Regions from separate parts of the Mus musculus genome. Here region 1 is linked to region 2. A link is a loop called in an ENCODE intact Hi-C map of the cell type or tissue named here. Cell type or tissue: heart. All regions are shown on one strand. Each heading gives the region's core, and the rest is flanking DNA. Links, peaks and the distances in the headings are about the cores only.

The links. Peaks named below come from ENCODE experiments on the same cell type or tissue, not always from the same donor. Only the 100,000 strongest peaks of a DNase experiment are listed, where the experiment ranks them.
Region 1: it touches region 2 in a loop (6-fold over the local background); 24 of 42 quality-filtered maps call a loop at or near these places.

Annotation. Positions count from the first base shown.
Region 1 is chr7:45,132,080-45,142,152 of GRCm38, reverse strand. Flt3l (FMS-like tyrosine kinase 3 ligand) reads left to right here and starts at 5,721. Exons shown (of 9, transcript NM_013520.3): 1 at 5,721-5,774; 2 at 6,069-6,135; 3 at 6,376-6,489; 4 at 6,978-7,031; 5 at 7,637-7,780; 6 at 8,127-8,271; 7 at 9,741-9,925; 8 at 10,016-10,073. The coding sequence starts at 6,103. The coding sequence ends at 10,039. Aldh16a1 (aldehyde dehydrogenase 16 family, member A1) reads left to right here. Exons shown (of 17, transcript NM_145954.2): 17 at 51-320. The coding sequence ends at 212. In heart, for the core only: no CTCF peak of the experiment used is centred there; DNase peaks (open chromatin) are centred at 4,762, 4,932, 5,732, 7,402 and 1 weaker place; H3K4me3 peaks cover 2,757 bases; H3K27ac peaks cover 3,035 bases; H3K27me3 peaks cover 375 bases.
Region 2 is chr7:45,074,735-45,084,807 of GRCm38, reverse strand. Nosip (nitric oxide synthase interacting protein) reads right to left here. Exons shown (of 9, transcript NM_025533.3): 5 at 8,580-8,739; 6 at 8,380-8,498; 7 at 8,069-8,256; 8 at 7,879-7,987; 9 at 6,305-7,496. The coding sequence ends at 7,425. It overlaps Rcn3 (reticulocalbin 3, EF-hand calcium binding domain), which reads left to right. Exons shown (of 7, transcript NM_026555.2): 6 at 1,043-1,242; 7 at 1,445-1,894. The coding sequence ends at 1,552. Among named protein-coding and RNA genes, the nearest start is that of Rcn3, 12 kb to the left of the region's middle. In heart, for the core only: CTCF peaks have their summits at 3,831 (motif pointing left), 4,787 (motif pointing left) and 6,101 (motif pointing left); DNase peaks (open chromatin) are centred at 2,247, 3,537, 4,787, 6,067 and 1 weaker place; H3K27ac peaks cover 136 bases.

The DNA.
Region 1 (10,073 bases), core at 2,913-7,912, 57 kb before region 2:
TTTGGCAACTAAACCACTGGCAGTACTAATCACATATCTCTCCGTCCCAGGGCTCCCAGTTTGTGGAATGGGCCTCTGCAGGAAACCTCAAGTCTGTGTGGGTAAACAGGGGCTTCCCAAGGGCCTGGGATGTGGAGGTCCAGGGGGCAGGACAGGAGCTGAGTCTTCACGCAGCACGAACAAAGGCCCTGTGGCTGCCAATGGGGGACTGATGCCGAAGCCACCCACTCCATCTTTGATGCTCAGGAGCACCAAGTGCTTGGAACGTTTCTCTCAGATTTCCCATGGCTTCTAATAAACTGAGTGACTTTAACTGTGCATTTGAGGATGTGGGAACAGTGGCTTCTTCATGTGTGGCCCAGTAGGCAACCCTGGGAGAATACTGTGTTTATGGGATGCATAAAGGGAACTCAGCCCCATCCAGCACTCTTGAGTCAGGAGGCAGAAGAGGGAAGTCCCTGGAAGGCTCTGTCCCCTTTGTAATTGATTCCAGCACTGATGCCTTCCTGTAAGTCCCCTTTCTGAACAAGAAGGTCAGTATCCTAGCACAGCCCTAGTGTGCCAGCCCCAAGCCAGGGGCCACCACTGCTGCCAGGTGCTGAGGGCACAGCTTCGAGGCAAGCCTGGCTTCCTGGAGCTGAAACTCACCAGGTGCTTGCCATCACAGAAGATCTCCATGGGTTTAGCTTTTAGTTTGGTTTTAGGTTTGTGGTTTTGCTTTTTTCCCCCTTCTTTGGTCTTTTTCAGCAAGGTCTTAGGGCACAGCTAATCGCACATCCACTCCTCATGTCTCACCCATGAACCTCCAGGCCTGACGCACTGCTGGCTTGACAATAGAAGCATGGGGGGGAGGTTGTTTTGTTTTTTAGATTTATTTATTTATTTATTTTACAATTGTGAGCCCAATGTCTTTAGACACACCAGAAGAGGGCATCAGATCCTATTGTAGATGGTTGTGAGCCACCATGTAGTTTCTGGGAATTGAACTCAGGACCTCTGGAAGAGCAGTCAGTGCCCCTCGTTTTTGGTTTTTAAAGCAGGATCTCACTGTGTACTCTTGTAGGACTTGTTTGCTTTAAGCCAGGCAGTGATGTTTTAAGCCATTCCTTTAATCCCAGCATTCAGGAGGCAGAGGCAGGTGGATGTCTGAGTTTGAGGCCAGCCTGGTCTATAGAGCAAGTTCCAGGACAGCCAGGTACACAGAGAAACCCTGTCTAAAAAAAAAAAAATAATAATAAGTTTCACGGGAGTTTTGGTTTTTGTTTTGGGGTTTTTGGTGTGTATGTATGTGGCATGCACAAAAGTCAGAAAACGACTTCTGGGATCAGTTTTCTCCTTCACCATGTCAGTTCATGGGATCAACTCAGATGTTTATGCTTGGTAGTCATAACCTATTTTATTAGCTCAGCCATCTCACCCCTGATCTGGAATTCTTGTGATCCACCTGGGATTATATATGTATGGACACGTCCACCCTGTGCTCTTCCTTAGTCTCTGCCAAATCCTGTTTACCATGTGAGGTCATAAAACAAGCCAGAGTGTCTGTTCACCCAGGCTGAGCATGAAGGCCCCAGGCAAGAGAAGTCGAGAAGAGCCGTCAGAATGGCCTAGACTTTAGCAGTAACCCTGATCTGTACTGGTTGACTCACTGCACATTGTCAAGGCCTCCCTCCTTCCCTCTCTCTCTCTCTCTTTCCCTCTCTCTCCCCGGTCTGCTCACTAATGTTGCCCAGTGAACTGGGCTAACAGAGGCTGTCTTAGTCCATTTTCTTTTCTCGTATGTTTTGGTTTGGTGTTCTATTTGCTTGGTTTGGTTTCAAGAACGTGTGTGTGTGTGTGTGTGTGTGTGTGTGTGTGTGTGTGTGTGTGTGTTCCTGGTTGGACTGTGGCACCAGAGATGACCTTGCATTCCCGATCTGCCACTGGGATGACAGCTTGAGCCATCAGGCTCAACTTATTCTTACTCCATCTTCTGAGCTGTAACTGATTATCACAGACTGTCACTTTGTCACTTGCCAAGAATAAAGGTTCCATCACATGGCTGTTGAAGCTGGGAGGGGCCCCATCTGGTTGGCACTTGTGAGGCCTTCTTGGCATGGCAATGGCATGAGAGCTTTTTAGAGACAACAAAGCCTCCTCCCAGTGACCCTGATGGTGTGCTGTTGTGTGTGAGGGTTGCTGCTGCTGTGATGACAATCGTCATGGCAAGCAGCTGGGGGAGGGGAGGGTTTATTTAGCTTACACATTCCAAATCACAGTCCACTAGGAAAGCCATGGTAGGAACTCAAACCTGGCAGAAACCCGGAAGCAGGGACCATGGAGCAGTGCTGCTTGCTGGCTTGCTTCCTGTGGCTTGCTCAGCCTGCTTTCTTACAGCACCCATGACCCCCAGCCCAGGGGTAACACAATTCACCATGGTGGCAGAATCTCTGAGTTAAGGCCAGCCTGGTCTACAGATCAAGTTACAGGATAGCCAAGGTTACACAGAAACCCTGTATCGAGGAAACGGGGTGGGGGTGGGGAGACTAGCCAGAATAGTAGCAGTATGTTTTCTTCTTCTTCTTCTTCTCCTCCTTCTTCTTCTTCTTCTTCTTCTTCTTCTTCTTCTTCTTCTTCTTCTTCTTCTTCTTCTTCTTCTTCTTCTTCTTCTTCTTCTTCCTCTTCTTCTTCTTCTCCTCCTCCTCCTCCTCTTCTTCCTCCTCTTCCTCCTCCTCCTCCTTTCTTTTAGCGATCTATTTTTAATTTATGTATGAGGGTGTGAGATTCCCTAGAGTTAGAAACAGTTGTGACCTGCCTTGTGAGTGCTGGGAATTGAACCAGGGTCCTTTGGAAGAATAGCCAGTGCTTTTAACCTTGAGCTATCTCTCTAGTTCCATGTTTTTATTTTAATGCTTTATGTGGGTATGGACACATGAGGTCAGAAGAGAGTACTGGATGCCATGGCACTGCACCGCTGTGGGTGCTAGAAACTGAAGCGGGTCCTGTGCAATAGCACATCCTTTCAATCTCAGTCATCTTTCCAGCCCCACATTTTCAAGTTTTTGAGACAGAATCTGGTGTGGTAGCACACACCTTTCATTCCAGAGGCAGGGCAGGTGAGCCTCTTTGAAGTTGAGAGCAGCCTTGTTCATATATCTTGCTCCAGGCCAGGGCTACATACTGTACTTAGTAAGACTCTCAAAAAGAGAGAGAGTCTGACTAAGCCTGACTGAATTGGAACTTACCTTCCCAAGGTGTTCCAGAACATACTGTGATTCTCCCGCCCCAGCCTTCAAGTGCTGAGATACCAGGTCCCATGTATGACTCCATTAAAGCGTCATCTGGAGATACCAGCAGTGTGAAAGAACACATGTGAAAAAGTTAGGATACAGTCAGCCTAGCCCAGGCCCACTTCCCTCACATTCATCCCAAGCCACTGGGCTTCACCCCACAGTAAGTGAAGTCATTGGCCAAAGCAAACAAACTTGCCAGAGTTTCCAGCAGACATAGGGCTCTGCAGAAAAGACTTAGGTGGACCATGGAAGAAACAGAACTACACAGGCAGTAGAGTCCTGCTTAGATTGCCACAGAGTCTGGGTCATGGCTCAACAGCAGAGTGTCTGCCTAGCATGTGGGACGTGCTAGGTTCAATCCCCAGAACTGCACAAAAAGAAGATACCTTCTTTTTGTCCTTTTACTGACTCATCTCCCAGTTTAGGGCAGAAAAACCTTCAGCTTAAAGAGGACAAAGGGCTAGTTCTCATAGTGACAAAGCCAGCACTCGCATGAAACCTGCAGACTGGGATGTGACAGATTCCCTGAAGTGCTATAAAAAGCAGCTCAATGAACTAACCATGGCCTGTGCACCCCCACACTCTGCAGCAGCAGTGGGGGTGCAGAGCCCAGAGGAGCATAGATGGGCTGAGGATTGACTGTTTTGGAAGACAAAGTGTGATGTGATCCAGACTGGCTTCAGTCTCGTAATGAAGGATGATCCTGCCTGGATTACAGGTGTGCTCCACCTAGTCTGGTCTGCCTGGAGATGCGATCCAGGGTTTCACACATGCTAGCCAAGCACGGGGGTATTTGCAGCCCCAGGATCTTGAGATGGGATCTCCATACATTATCTAAGTTGACCCTAAATCCAAGAACAAGCAATCCACCCGCGACTCAGAGAAGATCCAGCTGCCTCTTCTAAGTATTGGGAGTAAAGGTTTCATCACCACATCTTGCCTGTTATATGACACAGGGTCTTATATGTAGCCAAGGCTAACCTTGAACTCCTGGTCCACCTGCCTCCAATGCACCATACTCTTCATTCTTGGTCTTTCAAGCACAACCAGGTCCTTTCTGAATTGCCTCTGTGTGGACTCAGGTGGAGTCCAGGTGCCAGCCCCGATAAACAAAGGCACTCCCCATACTTGGAAAATCCCAAGGATTTATCTCCTAGGAACCAAAACCAAAGCCCAGACACATCCTGTGCTACACCACAGCAATGAGATGGGAAGAGGTCGGACTCTTGTGTAGCTGCTGCTTAGGCGAGTCATAGTTCTGGGTGCAAGGGCTTTGCAGGGTGGAAACAGCCACGGAAGAATAGAAGACAATGGGGAAGATAAGGAAACCACATCGTGTGTTAAATGGTGATAAGGGCAAAGCAGGGTGAGTCTGGTGCTGCGAGGGGAGCTTCTTGGGGAAGGGTGTCATGAGGCCTCTGCCTATGTGTTTAAGCAAGGGCTTGGGCAAGATGGGGACAACACAAGGATCTGGAGGGAAGGTATTCCATGATTGGAAACAGCTAGTGCAAAGGCCCCTGGCCAAGAGAATGCCCACCTGAGACGCACGCGCATGGCTAGTGTTGGGAAGGAACACTGATAGCATGAGGTTAGCAGGGAGGGGTTAGGAGAGCACAGAGTCAAACACTGCAGCTCTATGTGGAGGGGTGAGGTGGGCGGCACCATCGATTGAGTCGGGGACCTCAAGCTTGCTAGTTCTCTGCCACTGACTCTCTGGTGGATTCTAGGCAGCTGCTCTCCAACTGAGCTGTGCACCTGCCCGTCTTTGTAGTATTTATTTATGTATTTATGTACGTATGTATGTATGTATTTATTTATTTATTTATAGACAGTTTCTCTGTATAGCCCTGACTGTCCTGGAACCAGTCTGTAGACCAGGCTGGCCTTGAACTCAGAAATCTGCCTGCCTCTGCCTCCCGGGTGCTGGGATTAAAGGTGTGCGCCACCACGCCCAGCCATCTTTGTAGTTTTTGAGACAGGGTCTTAGTAAATTGCTCAGGCCAGTCTTGAAACAAGGCCAGCCTCCAACCCTCATTCCTCCTGCCTCGGGCTCCTTGGAAACTGGAGTGACAGGTCTGTATTACCAGTCCTTGCTAAGAAGGCTGGACTTTTATCCCAAATGAATCAGGAACCTAGAGGCTGGAGGTTCACAAGTTCTGTGCCCCAGGAAGCAGATGATGGCTAGGAAGTAGGGAAATCAGAAAGGAAGCCACTATGACATTCCTTATGGTGGAGGCAAAGTCTATTTAATGGCAGCTGAAGTGACTGACACTGTTCGGATTCTACATACACTTCGAAGCTGGAAAGCCTTGTCGCATCCCTTCGCTATCCTTTCAGGGCCCAAGCTGAGGTCTGCGGCCGCGCCACTTGTTACCACTAGGTGGCGTGTCCCGCCCGGGCTCGAACTCACCCCTGGCACTGTCTACCCCAAAGCTTCCTTTCACTTTCGGTCTTTGGCTGTCATCCAGCTTTGGCTTTCCACACCCAGCTGGGGCAAGCCTGGTGCGTGGGGTGAATGGCTTTCCAAGTCCCCGAGGGGCGGTCCCAAGGTCCCCACTCCCGGGCAGAGGGAGCAGGGTGCGAGACCTGGGGAGGATTCTGGGGACGTCGGTCGGGGTTCTTAGAAGAGGAGATGACTTTTCACAGTCACTGAGGCTCGTGCAGGAAGCCTGGGGGAGCAGGAGGCGGAAACGCACCCACATCAAGGGCGGCAGGGCGGGGCGGCGGGGTACAGGGGTGGGTGGGGAAGGGGCTGCAGGGTATGAGCCCGAGACCTGCCCTCCTGTCACTTCCAAGAACCTGTCACAGGCATGAGGGGTCCCCGGCAGAGATGACAGTGCTGGCGCCAGCCTGGAGCCCAAATGTGCGTATACCTGAGGGGTGATGGAGCCGGGCGGAGAAGGGAAATGGGCAGGGGATGGAGGCATGAGGAGACAGACACAGAACAGGATTGGAAGAAAAAAAAGAGGATGGCCACAGGTTTGTCACAGGAGCCAAGGTGCAGGACAGGCAGAGACAGGGAAGATGACACCCAGTTAATGAGGGAAGCAGGATCCAGGGAGCCCCTGCATGGAAGTCAGTTGCTGACACCACCTCCCTGTAGTCCTCCCTGTTGCTGCTGTTGCTGCTGCTGAGTCCTTGCCTGCGGGGGACACCTGACTGTTACTTCAGCCACAGTCCCATCTCCTCCAACTTCAAAGTGAAGTTTAGAGAGTTGGTGAGCCAGTTCCCATACTGTGCTGGGTCCTTATCTCCGCATCTCTGTCTCACAACATGTCTTTATCTCTGTGAGGTCTCTGTCCCTCTCTCTTTGGATCTCCGCCCCCTGCCCCCTTCTCTGGGTCTCTTACTATCTTTCTCTGTCTCAGTCTCTCTTTCTGAGTCCCTGTTCTCTGAGTCTCTGTCACTGTTTCTCTCTAGGACTTCTGGCCTTCACTCTGAGCACATGTTCCTCTCTGTCCCTCTCTCTGTCCCTCTCTCTGGATGCCTCTCTCTGTAGACCTCTGCTGCTCTGTGAGTCTCTTTGCTACTGTCTTGGTGTCTCTTCTCTCTCTCTCTCTCTCTCTCTCTCTCTCTCTCGTTCTCTTCTTCTTTATGTGAGTCCTGCCTCTTTTCTGTCCTTGTCCCCTTGTCTCAGGGTCAACTTCTCCGACTCTATAATTTGCTCTTGCTTTCAATCAGGCCTCACCTTGTTTTCTCCCATAGACTGACCACCTGCTTAAAGATTACCCAGTCACTGTGGCCGTCAATCTTCAGGACGTGAGTCACAGTCGGGAGGGCCCTGGGATGGAGGTGGGAACCAGACTCAAGATGTGCCACCAGTCAGGGACAAGACTAGTGGGCTACCTCCTGCACCCTCAGACCTGAAAATCTAGACCTTCTTTCCACCCACACCCACCCCATCCTAGCCCCAGATCAAGGCATCCTAGCTCATTCTCCCACCAAGCTGTCAAGACTGGCCTCTATGTTCCTTTCTCGCTTGGGTTTAGTAGGTCACTCCCTCTCAGGCATCTGGCCCCGCCCCTCCGTGGAGAGGGCGTGGTCTTCAGACTTGAAGCCCCACCACTTTTCTCCCTTGGTGTCTGGCCGGGTCTCATCTCAGGCATTTGATCCATACCCACCTCCATCTCACAAGTGACAGGCCCACCCTTCCTACCCTTTCTGGCCCCACCTCTTTCGGTCTCCTGGCCCCGCCCACTAATTTTAGCATCTGGTCACGCCCATTCTCCGCTGACACCTAGCCCCATCACTAAGCCATCCTGACCCGCTCTCCTTCCTTCTGCCTTCTGGCCCGGCCTAACCCATGTCAGTCATCTAGCCCCGCCCCTACTCTCTGAGCTCTGGCCTGGGTTCTTGGTCTGCAGGAGAAGCACTGCAAGGCCTTGTGGAGCCTCTTCCTAGCCCAGCGCTGGATAGAGCAACTGAAGACTGTGGCAGGGTCTAAGATGCAAACGCTTCTGGAGGACGTCAACACCGAGATACATTTTGTCACCTCATGTACCTTCCAGGTTAGCACTAGAACTCAAATGAAGAGAGCCAAGTCCCTCCCCAGGCCTTGAAAAACAGCTCTGCCAGCCGGGTCTTTTAGGGGGAGTTCATTTTCCCACAGCATACCACGGAGGTAGGGCTGGAACCTCCAAGCCCCGAGGTCACCTGGGGATCTGTTACTGGGTCTGTGCCTTAATAGCTGAAGAAGGTTGTTCCTAAGGTGTTCTCTTTCCTAACAACTGGAGAACCCTGGAGTCTTTGAGGCCTGGGCCCCTAGGCTCTGTGACCTCTGCAGGTCAGGGCCCTGGGTTGGTGGAGCCCCTGGTGTGACATGGTGATGATCTGTCCCTCCCTCCCTTCTCCCAGCCCCTACCAGAATGTCTGCGATTCGTCCAGACCAACATCTCCCACCTCCTGAAGGACACCTGCACACAGCTGCTTGCTCTGAAGCCCTGTATCGGGAAGGCCTGCCAGAATTTCTCTCGGTGCCTGGAGGTGCAGTGCCAGCCGGGTAACGGTGGCCCCAGAGCCCAGCACCATGGTGCCACCAGGCTCACAGCCACAGCCTTGCTAACTGTGTGTCCAGGGCTTCTGCTCCCACTAGTTGGCACTTCACACATGTTCTTTCTCCCTTATTTTCTCTCTTTTCTTTCTTCTTTTTTAAAGATGTATCTTTATGTGTGAGTGTTTTACCTACATGCCTGTAAGTGCACTGAATGTGTGTCTGGTGCCTGCAGAGGCCAGAAGAGGGCACCAGATCCCCTGAAACTGGAGTCTCTGCTCCGTGTGAACCACCACGTGGGTGCTGGGACCCAGGTCCAATGCAAGAGCACCCAGGGTTCTTACCTGCTGAGCCACCACTTCAACCCTTTTTCTTTTCTTTTGAGATAGGGTCTCATTATGCAGGCTAGGCTGACCCTGAACTCAAAGCAATCCTCCTGCCTCAGTGTCCTGAGTGCTGGGATTACAGGTATGAAGCCAGAACATCTGGCTTCCTTTCCTTTCCTTTTTTTCATGTTTTTGTCATCATATATTATGTATAGCAACGTCTCATGTCATCCATGTCTGCATTTCCATCACACCATGACTTTCTCCTGTGCGTCCTATCTCACTGATCCCCTTTCTCTCTCCAATGGTCCCTCTCCTTTCTTTCCTTCATATATATATGTATATATATGCACATATATATACATATACATATATATATGTATATATATATATATGTATATATATATATATATTTTTTTTTTTAAAGCCAGTTAGGCAGGTAGCCTGTAAGAGGGCACTTTACCCACGGCTAAACTTCTGAAGAAAATGTTTCTTCCTGTTTAGCAACCTTCTAATTGCTATAGATGCCCAGGAAAGGACAGGCCATTCCTTTTTATGGCCCCAGGTCACCTATCTTTGAGAAGGAGACAGAATTTCCAGTATGTTTATCTAGGGCAGTCCTGTGTACAGGGAACGTACACGGAGTGAGCATGGTTTCTGGGTAACAATACCAATAGCCATGCTCACTGTTTTCTCTTTTTTCCCCTCCCCTCTGTTTTGACGGTGTTCTTTTGAGACAGTCTGTCTCTATAGTCCTGGCTGCCTGTAGCTTGCTATGCTGACCAGGCTGAGATCCCTCAGCTTCTGCTCCTGACTTCTGGGGTTGAAGGTGTAGACCAGGATGCCCAGCCATGCTCACACTTTTTATCCCCAGTGTTGGTTTATTTTTCAGTGTTTCTTGATACATTCCTGTCAGTCCTACAACTTACTATGTAGACCAGGCTAGCCTCAAATTCACAGAGCTCTGTCTGCCTCTGCTTCCTGAGTGTTGAATTGTTAAAGGCGTGGTCTGCCAGGCCTACCTTATGCCCCCAGGTCTAGGTTTTGTTGTTAATAGGCTCCTCATGAACCACCCATCACCCGTATTCTCCAGGACGTTCCACGTTTGCGCTGATGAGCCCCCTCAGTTACCTGCTTCTTCTCTCTCCCCAGACTCCTCCACCCTGCTGCCCCCAAGGAGTCCCATAGCCCTAGAAGCCACGGAGCTCCCAGAGCCTCGGCCCAGGCAGCTGTTGCTCCTGCTGCTGCTGCTGCTGCCTCTCACACTGGTGCTGCTGGCAGCCGCCTGGGGCCTTCGCTGGCAAAGGGCAAGAAGGAGGGGGGAGCTCCACCCTGGGGTGAGCCTAGAGCCTAGAGTCCAGGGCGGCTGGATGGAGTGGGTGGCGAGGGATGAGGGGGGCAGGTGGCTGACCTTGTGGGGGCCTCAGGTGCCCCTCCCCTCCCATCCCTAGGATGCGAGCCTTGTGCATCGTTGACTCAGCCAGG
Region 2 (10,073 bases), core at 2,112-7,111:
GTGTGCAGAATCTACTGCATGCCGAGCCCAGGGAGCATCCATTAGGAACTTACTGCAGAAAGCACCAGAGAGAGAGGACCCTTTGGGGATAGCCTGGGGCTCACAATAGCTCAGGGGCTTTGCTGGTTGAACCAGACTCAAGATTTGTCTTGTTTCCATAACAGTGTCTCTCTCCAGTTGACCTGTTTAGGGCCATTTGAAGTGTTTCCGCCTGGCCAGCCAGCCCTGTGCTAGGCCTCGGGCTGTTTGACTCAGGGAGGTGCTAATGAGGATAAAATATGATTTTGCTGGCTTAAAAAAAAATTTTTTTTTGAGCTAAGTCTTCAGTAACTCAGGCTGGCCTTGAACTTGCTATGAAGTGAAGGACACCTTCAATTCCTGATCCCCATACTTCCACCTCCACAGAGCTGGGTCCATGGCACTGCAGCCTTGCCCTGCTTAGACAGTGCTGGGACAGAACCCGGGGCTTTGTTTTAAACAGGGACTCCACCAACCTCGCTACGTCTTTAGCCCCGACTCATGGGATTTTTTGAGTTTGAAAGGTTTATATATGAAGTATTCCATGCAACCAATATGCAAGGATTTATAAGAAATGAGTGCCTTATTTTTCCCCCGGGTTTTCTTTCTAAATCTTTTGTTTGTTTGCTTGTTTTTGTTTTTTTCCGAGACAGTGTTTCTCTGTGTAGTCCTGGCTGTCCTGGAACTCACTCTGTAGACCAGGCTGGCCTCGAATTCAGAAATCCACCTGCCTCTGCCTCCCAAGTGCTGGGATTATAGGTGTGAGCCACCAAGCCCGGCTCCTCTAAGTCTTTTTAAATAACATGTTTTATCCCTGAAACAAATTTGACAGATGTAGGATGAATGACCAAGGGGTCTGGTGGCCCGTGTGTGGGTGTGTGTGTGCAGATGGGATGGAGAGGGAAGAGTGCGGAGGGAGGCGTGTGGGTACCGCGAGGATGGCTTTTGGGATGCAGGACTAAGGTCTCCCAGGCTCCCGGGCCTGCCCTAGCCCTCATCTCCCCCACCCCCACATCCCCTTCAGCGGACCTGTACTCCGAGGAGCCTGGGGAGGAGGAACCTGCCTGGGTGCAGACAGAGCGGCAGCAGTTCCGAGAGTTCCGGGATCTGAACAAGGACGGGCGACTGGATGGCAGTGAAGTCGGTTACTGGGTGCTGCCTCCATCCCAGGACCAGCCCCTGGTGGAGGCCAACCACCTGCTGCATGAGAGCGACACGGACAAGGTGAGCCTGGGCTACTACTGCCTGCACGCAGGTGGGTCCGGAAACAGAGAGAGAAACGGAAAGAGACCTAGAGACAGATCCGGAGAAACAGATGGGGGCCGAGGCCTAGAGGAGAGAAGCCAGGCAGAGGAGGGGCCCTAGGGACAGCCTGGTGGGGATGTCCCCCGTGGGCCCTGCCTCCTGCTGACCACTCTGCCCACAGGATGGCCGGCTGAGCAAAGCTGAGATCTTGAGCAACTGGAACATGTTTGTGGGCAGCCAGGCCACCAACTACGGTGAGGACCTGACAAGGCACCATGATGAGCTCTGATCCCCATGTCTCTCAGACTTCCGACCACATGACCACATGGGGGACAACCGCGGGGCCACTGCAGCCAGCCCCGCCCCCAGGACACAGACTCAGCTCTGGTGTTCCTGGTTCTTGGGCCCTCAGTCACCTTCTCTCCCTGAGACCCCTGTCACCAACCCTGGGACCCCCCAACCTGCCCAGGATACTCAGGCACTCAAAGATAAGTGACACCCACTGATAGCATCCCAGCACTGACGCGGGGCCACATCCTGACCTAACCGCAATTTGAACTCTGAATGTCAACAGCACAAGCTAACCTGTCCTGCCTAGGAGCAATAAAAGCTGTTGCTGGGGTCCCCTGCTCTGTCTGTCTGTCTGTCTGTCTATCTGTGGGTGGGGGGAAGGATACTGTGAGGAGATGGAGGAGCATGCTGGCGCTGAGTGCGGAGGGCCTCAAGAGGGCGTAGTCCAGCGGTGATGTCCCCTCCACAGGGTCACATACATTACGATTCATAACAGCAAAATCACCGTTAGGCAATAGCAACAAAAATGATTTTATGGTTGGTGGAGATCCGTCAAAACAAGAGGAACTGTGTTAAAGGTTGAGGAGCACTGCTCTCGGGCATCTGGGCATGCGAGATGGGTGTTAGTGGACGTTTGAGGGCGTTCCCAGAGGCCGAGAATAAAGCCAGCAGCCTGGGGGCCGCAGGAAAGCCAGGCAGGAAATGCAGCCCGCCCCTAAGTGCTCCAGGGTGGGGAAGCACAAAACCACAGCTGGAGAAACAACCACAGCTCTCAGTGAAACACCCCGCGGTGAGGGTTCTGAAAATGGAATAGCCAGGAATGAGGAGGGAAAGCGCCTCTGTGTCAGCTGCATTGAGCCACACGGAGAGTGATATACACCCGTAATACAGCAACGCGAGGGCAGAGTCTAGCGCAGGAGGACGTCCGGGTGTTCATGTCTGGCCTGTTTGGTTTTGTTTGTTTGTTTAAAAAAAAAGGTTGGAGGGAAAAGGGGGGAAATAAAATGTAATTATATTTTAATTTAAAAGCGGAAGGGGTGCAAAAAAATAAAAAAGCCAGGCGATGGCACACACTTTTAGTCCTAACATTTGGGAGACAGAGACAGACAGATCTCTGAATTTGAGGCCAGCCTAGTCTACAAAGCCAGTTCTAGGATAGCCAGGACTGTCACACAGAGAAACTGTGTCATGAAAAACAATCAACCGGGCAGCGGTTGTGCACGCCTTTAATCCCAGCATTTAGGAGGCAGAGGCAGGCAGATTTCTGAGTTCAAGGCCAGCCTGGTCTACAGAGTGAGTTCCAGGACAGCCAGGACTGCACAGAGAAAACCCTGTCTCGGGAAAAAAAATAAAAGAAAAAAAGAAAGGAATTGGAAGGGAGAGAGAGAGAGAGAGAGCAAGCTTAGCGGTTAAGAGCACTGACTGCTCTTCCAAAGGTCCTGAGTTCAAACCCCAGCAACCACATGGTGGCTCACAACCATCCTAACAAGACCTGACGCCCTCTTCTGGTGTGTCTGAAGACAGCTACAGTGTACTTACATATAATAAATAAATCTAAAAAAAAAAAAGAAAAAGAAAAAGTCATAAAAAAAGAGAGAAAGAAAGAAAAGTGTATGTGCATGTGTGTGCATGCATGTGTATGCATGTGCATGCGTGTGTATGTGTGTGTGTGTCCTGCAGATGGATCCTAGTGTTGGGACCCCAGCACCCATGCCAGGCAGTTCACGTGTGCCTGGGACTCCATCCCAGAGCAATCTCATGAATTTTCTGGCCTCTCAGGGCACTCGTTTACACACTCACACAAATAAAATAAGCAGTGGGGTGTGGGTGCTGGCTGCATAGCTCAGCAAGTGTCCTGGGGATTAAACACTGTGAGAAAAAGGAACCTGAGGAAAAAAAGGCTTATTTCAGACCACTGCTCATCATTCCGGGAAGTTGGGGCGGGAGCTGATGCAGAAGCCTTGGAGGATACTGGCTGACTGGCTTGTGCCCCAGGCCTTGCTCAGCCTGCTTTCTTACAGCACCCAGAAGAACCTGGTCAGGGTGGCCCCGCCCATAATGGGCTGACCCTTCCTACACCAATCATCATTCAGGAAAAACTCCACAGACTTGTCTACATGCCAACGTTATGGAGGCCTTTTCTCAACTAAAATCTTTCTGCCTGGGGCTGGAGAGATGGCTCAGCAGTTAAAAGCACCGACTGCTCTTCTAGAGGTCCTGAGTTCCCAGCAACACATGGTGGCTCACAACCATCTGTAATGGGATCTGATGCCCTCTTCTGGGATGCAGGCATGCATGCAGGCAGAACATTGTATACGTGATAAACAAATCTAAAAAAAGGATTCTTCCTTCCTGGGGCTGGAGAGATGGCTCAGGGGTTAAGGGCATTAGCTGTTCTTCCAAAGGCTCTGCACCCAGACAGCAGCTCATAACGGTCTATGCAACTTTATTTCCAGGGGATCACACAGACACACACACACACACACACTCAGACAACACAACCAATGTATATAATAAACGAACAAGCAAATAAAAGACTCTTCCTAAATAAACAAATAATAAAAGGTTCTTTCTTCCCAGACGACCCAGCACATGGGTAAAGGTGTTTACTAGTAAGCCTGATTGCCTGGAAGATTGGACACAGAACTTTTTTTTTTGTTGTTTTTTTTTTTTTTTTGAGACCGGTCTGTGCAGCCTTGGCTAACGTGGAAGTCATTTTGTACATCAGGCTGGCCTCGAACTCAGACATCAATCTTCTCCTGACTCTTGAGTGCTGAGATTAAAGGTGTGCACCACCATGCCCAGTTGGAACCCCAGAATTTTTTTGTTTTGTTTTGTTTTTTCTAGACAGGGTTTCTCTGTGTAGCCCTGGCTGTCCTGGAACTCACTCTGAAGACCAGGCTGGCCTCGAACTCAGAAATCCCCTGCCTCTGTCTCCCAAGTGCTGGGATTAAAGGCGTAACCAACCACGCCCGGCTACCCCAGAATTTTTTAATGAGGTCCATGCCAGGCCAGTGCCTTCCTAAACATTCCAGACTGCATAACATCTACAGTGCTCATCTTCAGAAAAAGTGGTGACATCGCAAGGGCTTTGACATACAGCTCAGAAGAAGAGACTTCAAAGTCCCCAAGTGCCGGTGGAAATGTCATCCAATTTAGCCCAGTCTGTGTATTCCGGAGCAGACACAATTACTTACCAAGGCATGGAATGGCGCGCGTGCCCTCTGCTGGCGAGTTCTGGGACTACCGGCTGGGAAATCACTGGCTCTTACAGGGGCTTGCGTGATGCTTCCCTGGGGGGTTCAGTATCTCAAGGCAGTTTATCTTGTTTGTTTGTTTGGGGTTTTTTTTGAGACAGGGTTTCTCTGTATATTCCTGTAGACCAGGCTGGCCTCGAACTCAGAAATCCATCTGCCTCTGCCTCGTGAGTGCTGGGATTAAAGGCGTGCACCACCACACCCCGCATCTTGTTTATTTTTATTGAATTTTTTTTGTGTGTGTGCGGGTCAGACGATGTGTTGTGATGGTGTTTTCTTCCCACCATGTGGATTTTAAGGATTTAGGAGTTTTATTCTTGTCAACTTTAAAAGTTAGCAAACCAAGTAATGGGTCTTAAAGCATTGGGTCAGGGTTACCAGAGTTAGGACCCAGGCTCTGAGCTCTACCCTCTAACAACACTCCAGTTTCTTACTGTGGCATCCCAGGCATGTCCCACTGAGCCACACTCCCTCTCAGGCTGACAGTAGTCGAACCTGAGTCTGTTTTATTCTTCAGGAGAAAATTGTTTTTTTGTTTTGTTTTGTTTTGTTTTGTTTTGTTTTGAGACAGGGTTTCTCTATGTAGCCCTGGCTGCCCTGAACTCACTCTATAGACCAGGATGGCCTCGAACTTAGAAACCTGCCTGCCTCTGCCTCCTGAGTGCTGGGATTAAAGGCGTGCGCCACCACACCCCACTCCTTGCTGAGTTCCTTGGATTGAACCCCTAAACAGCAAATATAATTCAACTGGGTTCAGCTGGACTTTAATCAATATAGTTGGGGTACCTCCCTAGCTTTCTTCTCGGAACTCCTGTCATCCCTCTCCCTTCCTCATCTGCTGGTGGATGGCAGGTGTGTACCGCCAGCCCTGGCTGGGCTCTGCACTGGCATTTGGTAGTCATGGCTTGACCCTGTCCTGGGCTAAAAGCACACACCATTTAAAAGCAACTTGGCATTTTCTAAATGTTGGGTCTCCAAATTTTCTGATGTTTTCTTCTTTCTGGTTACTTTACGTACTTGGGTAACATCTGTATTTGGTGTGTCCCTGTGTGTGACACCCACAGGCCAGAGCTGGGTGTCTTCACCCACTGCTTACATTACGTAGGGAGAGGAGGTCTCTCACTGAACCTGGAATGGGATGGTGTGGATCATCAGCAAACCCCAGGGACCCTCGTCTCTGATGCTAGCATTACAGGGATCTGAACTCACACCTTCCAGTCTGTGGACTCTCAGCCCCAGCCTGTTTAAATTCTAAGCCTCTCATCGGCAGTGACGTTCTGCCCTCTAGTGGCCGCAGGTGGACATCTGATTTACTGGCCAAGAGGCCCTTCCAAATCTTTGAAAGGTTGTGTCCTTGACAGTATCTTATCAAAATTATACACAAAGCAGCAAACTACGCACACAGGAAAGACCCAGGTGCCCCCACACACTCCGGTAATGTGCGACAAGGGCAGTGAAAGCAGGGGGTCAGTGTTACAGGCGCACACCACTATGCCTGGAATATACGTTTTGTTTAAATATTAGCAACAGACTTACAGGATGTAAAATTATAAATACACAAGTTGCCACACATTGAACACATCTTCTCATCACTGCATGGCCAGTGTTTTGGTTTTTTCCATCAAGAATTTGCCCAACAGCCGGGCGTGGTAGCGCACGCCTTTAATCCCAGCAGAGTCAGGTGGATTTCTGAGTTCGAGGCCAGCCTGGTCTACAAAGTGAGTTCCAGGACAGCCAGGGCTACACAGAGAAACCCTGTCTCGAAAAATAAAACAACAAAGAATTTGGCCAGATTTAAGGACTCAAATGTATATAATTGTTTCTCTTATTCTGAGGCAGTCTTATACAGCACAAAGTAGCCTCAATTTTGCAGCAGTTCTCTTCTGTGATGGGATGGAAACACGGGGTGAAGATGGCTCAGTGGTTTAGAGTGCTTGCTGCTCTTGGCAGAGGACCCAAGCCTGGCCCCCAGCATCTAGACTAGGCTACTCAAGGCTGCCTGACCCCAGAGCCAGGGGTCTGACAGGTTAGTACGGCCTATGCAGGCATTGGACTCATGTGCACAAACCCCTCCCTTAGATATACATTAAGGAACTCAACACTTGCTTAGTGTGTGCATTTGCCAGTACAAAGAGAAAAGAAAGCTATTTTTACTTGGAGGCAGGGATGAGGGTGGTCTGCGTCTCTTTGAGCAAGTTTAAGGGGGCTGGGGAAGGGAAGTTGGCTCTTGAGAGATATTCTCAGGTGTTCAGGGAAAGAAGAGGAGGAGGGTACGTGCATGTGAAGCAGTGTGCAGTGTGTAATGGGTCTGTAGGGATCGCTGGGGGAGGGGCACTTGGTGGGGGCAGGTCCATGTCTAGGGGTCTCGGGAGGTAGCTGGCCTGGGAGTGCTATCACGAGACTTGCACTTCTTGTTCAGGGCACCCTCTTCCAAGTCCTGCCTGAGGCTGGAGGAGACCCACAGGTTCACGCCGGGGTTTCTGCCTGGTCCTAAGTGACTGAGTAAATCCCAGGAGCCCAGGCCCACACCGCAGGCCCACTCCTTCTGTCGCCGGGCCTACAATGAGGCGCCAGGCATCCAGATGTTCACATCCACGTTTATTAGGCCACGGCTCAGGCCTGCATCACTGGCCGAGACATTTCTGCCTGTAGCTTCACTCCGGAGCCCGCAAAGCCGGTGCCGCCCTAGAGAGGAGAGAAAAGAACAAGCTGGAGGTGCCTCACAGGCTGGGCTCCCAGCAGCAGTGGGGGTTCTGTTGGGGGGGGGGGGGGCAGAGAAATAAGTCCCAGGGCAGGAAATGGAGGGCATTCAGAACATCGAAGAGTCTGGACAGTGGGAGTGTCTTTGACAAAGGGGAGGAGCCCAAGGGCGGAGGAGGATGGGGCATTAGAAAGAAAACAGTGCCATAGAAGAGCCAACAGTGTATAGGGAGGAAAAACGTGAGGGGTGGGCAAAAGGGGGCCGGGTGGAAGACAGGTGGGTATGACACCAGGGGACAGTTTGCAGTGCAGGCTAGGATGGGGTGCGGGCTGCGGTGAGGGCTGCGGTGAGCGAATGGCAACTCACCCGCTGCAGCACGATGATGTCGCGCTCTGTCAGCGTGTCCCCATTCACGGGGTCCACCATGTCCTTCCGGATCAGTTTCTCAACACACTCCAGGGTGACCACAGCCCCACTACAGTGGAAGACAGTGCCAAAAGTCAGCCCCGTGGAATCTCGGACCCTCGAGCCTCTTCTCCCCACACCCCGCACTCACGAGGGACGCAGCACTGCGCACGGCGTGGCATTGCTCAGACTGTCTCGGGTCACTGCGCAAACGTAGCGCTCACTGCGTGTGATGAGTCCCACGCGGTCCACAGAGTCGTCCAGCTGCGTGAAGCGCACTGACGTCAGGTCCGACATGCGCAGTGGCTTCCCGGACATCGGGCAGGTCACCGTGCGGGACTACAGGTAGAGGCAGGGTCAATAGGGGAGAGGGAGAGGGTCCGCCATGTGGGCGGTGGAAGGGGCATGAGGGGCGGGGAGAACGGACTGCAGCAGCAGGAATCCTGGACATTGGGCCCTCACCGGCTTTTCCAGCTTGGTGGCCTTTGCCTCGGGCGTTAGTGAGGGAATCCAGAAGCTGGGCAGTGCTTTGTCCTTGTCCTTGCCTACGGGACCCACACTGGGCCCTGGCTGTTCACCCTCTGTGGAAGGGAGAAGCTGGGGTACACACTTCAGGAAGCCACCCCCTAAAGACCCGACCAAGGGCAGGTATTTCTTGTCACCTGTGTTGGGCAAGGTGGCAGCCTTGGGCATGAAGGGGTTGAGGGGCCGGCTCACGATGGCCGCCTCCTTCTCTAGGAAGCCTCTAACTTGGTCCTGGGCTGCAGCTCGCTGCAGCTCTTTCTGCTCTTCTCTCCTCGCTCCTCGCTGCTTCTCATAGGCCTGGGGGAAGAGGGACCTGGGTTAGCAGTACCAGGGCCCACCCTGGTGTCTACCCCACCCCACCAGTGTGGGGACAGAGCCCTGGGCAGCTCTGGCATAACTGGCAACAGTTGTTGACACTTTCGTGTTCTTTTGCTAAGGTGGCCCTGGCATTTGCGTCCGTGGCTTCCTACTCAATATGGAACCCAGTCCTCCTCCTGGGAGGGCCTCCTCGGTCTGAAACTCACTGTGCAGCCAAGAGTGACCCTGAACTTCCGACCTTCCACCAGGCAAGCCATGCATCCCCATTCCTGGTTATCCGTGCTGGGGTTGGGACCTAGGGCTTCATGCTATTAACCAAGCTCTCCCCAGCCACAAGGCCAAGTTTCTAAAGTGCTTAGACTCTGATGACCACATGGCTAGCCAGCGAACCCCTGTCCTGCCACAGTGGGTGGGGGTGGGGGTGTTGACTCAGAAGTCTATAAATAGTACGGTGTGCTGGGCTCCCTGTGACCAGAACAGTAAGGCATGCGCCCATTGCCCACTCCTGCCTGGCACCCAGCAGGTGTCAAGTAGTCAGCTCTGGAGACTCCCTGGGTCACCCAGCTGAGGTGGTGACATTAACAATGCCTGAGGCCATGAAGGCCTCCAATGAGGGAACCAAGGTCAGGGAGAGTCTAGCTAGCCCTGGTGTGTGGGAGACACAGAGTCTGTGGAGCAAGTACTGAGCATGCATGAGCCGAGGCGACAGCAGGATGGCTGCAGGTGCTTGGCCTGTGAAGCCCGGGTGCCATGCCTGGTCCAAAACAAGGGCCTGCCAGTGTGTCTCTCCCCACAGAATGAAGGACACCCAGCGTGCCTGCTGGGCACTTAGATTATCTATTTGTGTCTTGCACTTGCTCTGTGCACCCTCTAGCTTCACCCTGGTGGCCATTGTACAGCGTAAGACCAAGCACAGGACACACTGTATCCATTTACATCTCAAGCCCCTGCTAAGTGCCTGGAGCTGAGAGCATGGGAAGCTGCTCCTGTGGGCCGTGGGCTGCGCGCCTGCGGTCCAGTGTGGACTCAGCAGTGAGTACGAGGGCACCAGGGGGTCCGGGGGTCCAGGTGGGGTTAGCAGGTGCACCCCAGAGGGCCTGGCCCGCAGGAGGTCTATGCGGATGCTGTCTGGGCTGAGATCTGAGTGGAGAGAAGCGGGAGGTAGATGGCATTCCAGGCAGACGCCACCATTGCAGAAACTGCCCTGCCAGGCTAGGAAGATGGCTCAGCGGTTAAGTCCACTGACTGCTCTTCCAGAGGTCCTGAGTTCAAATCCCAGCAACCACATGGTGGCTCGCAACCATCTGTAACGG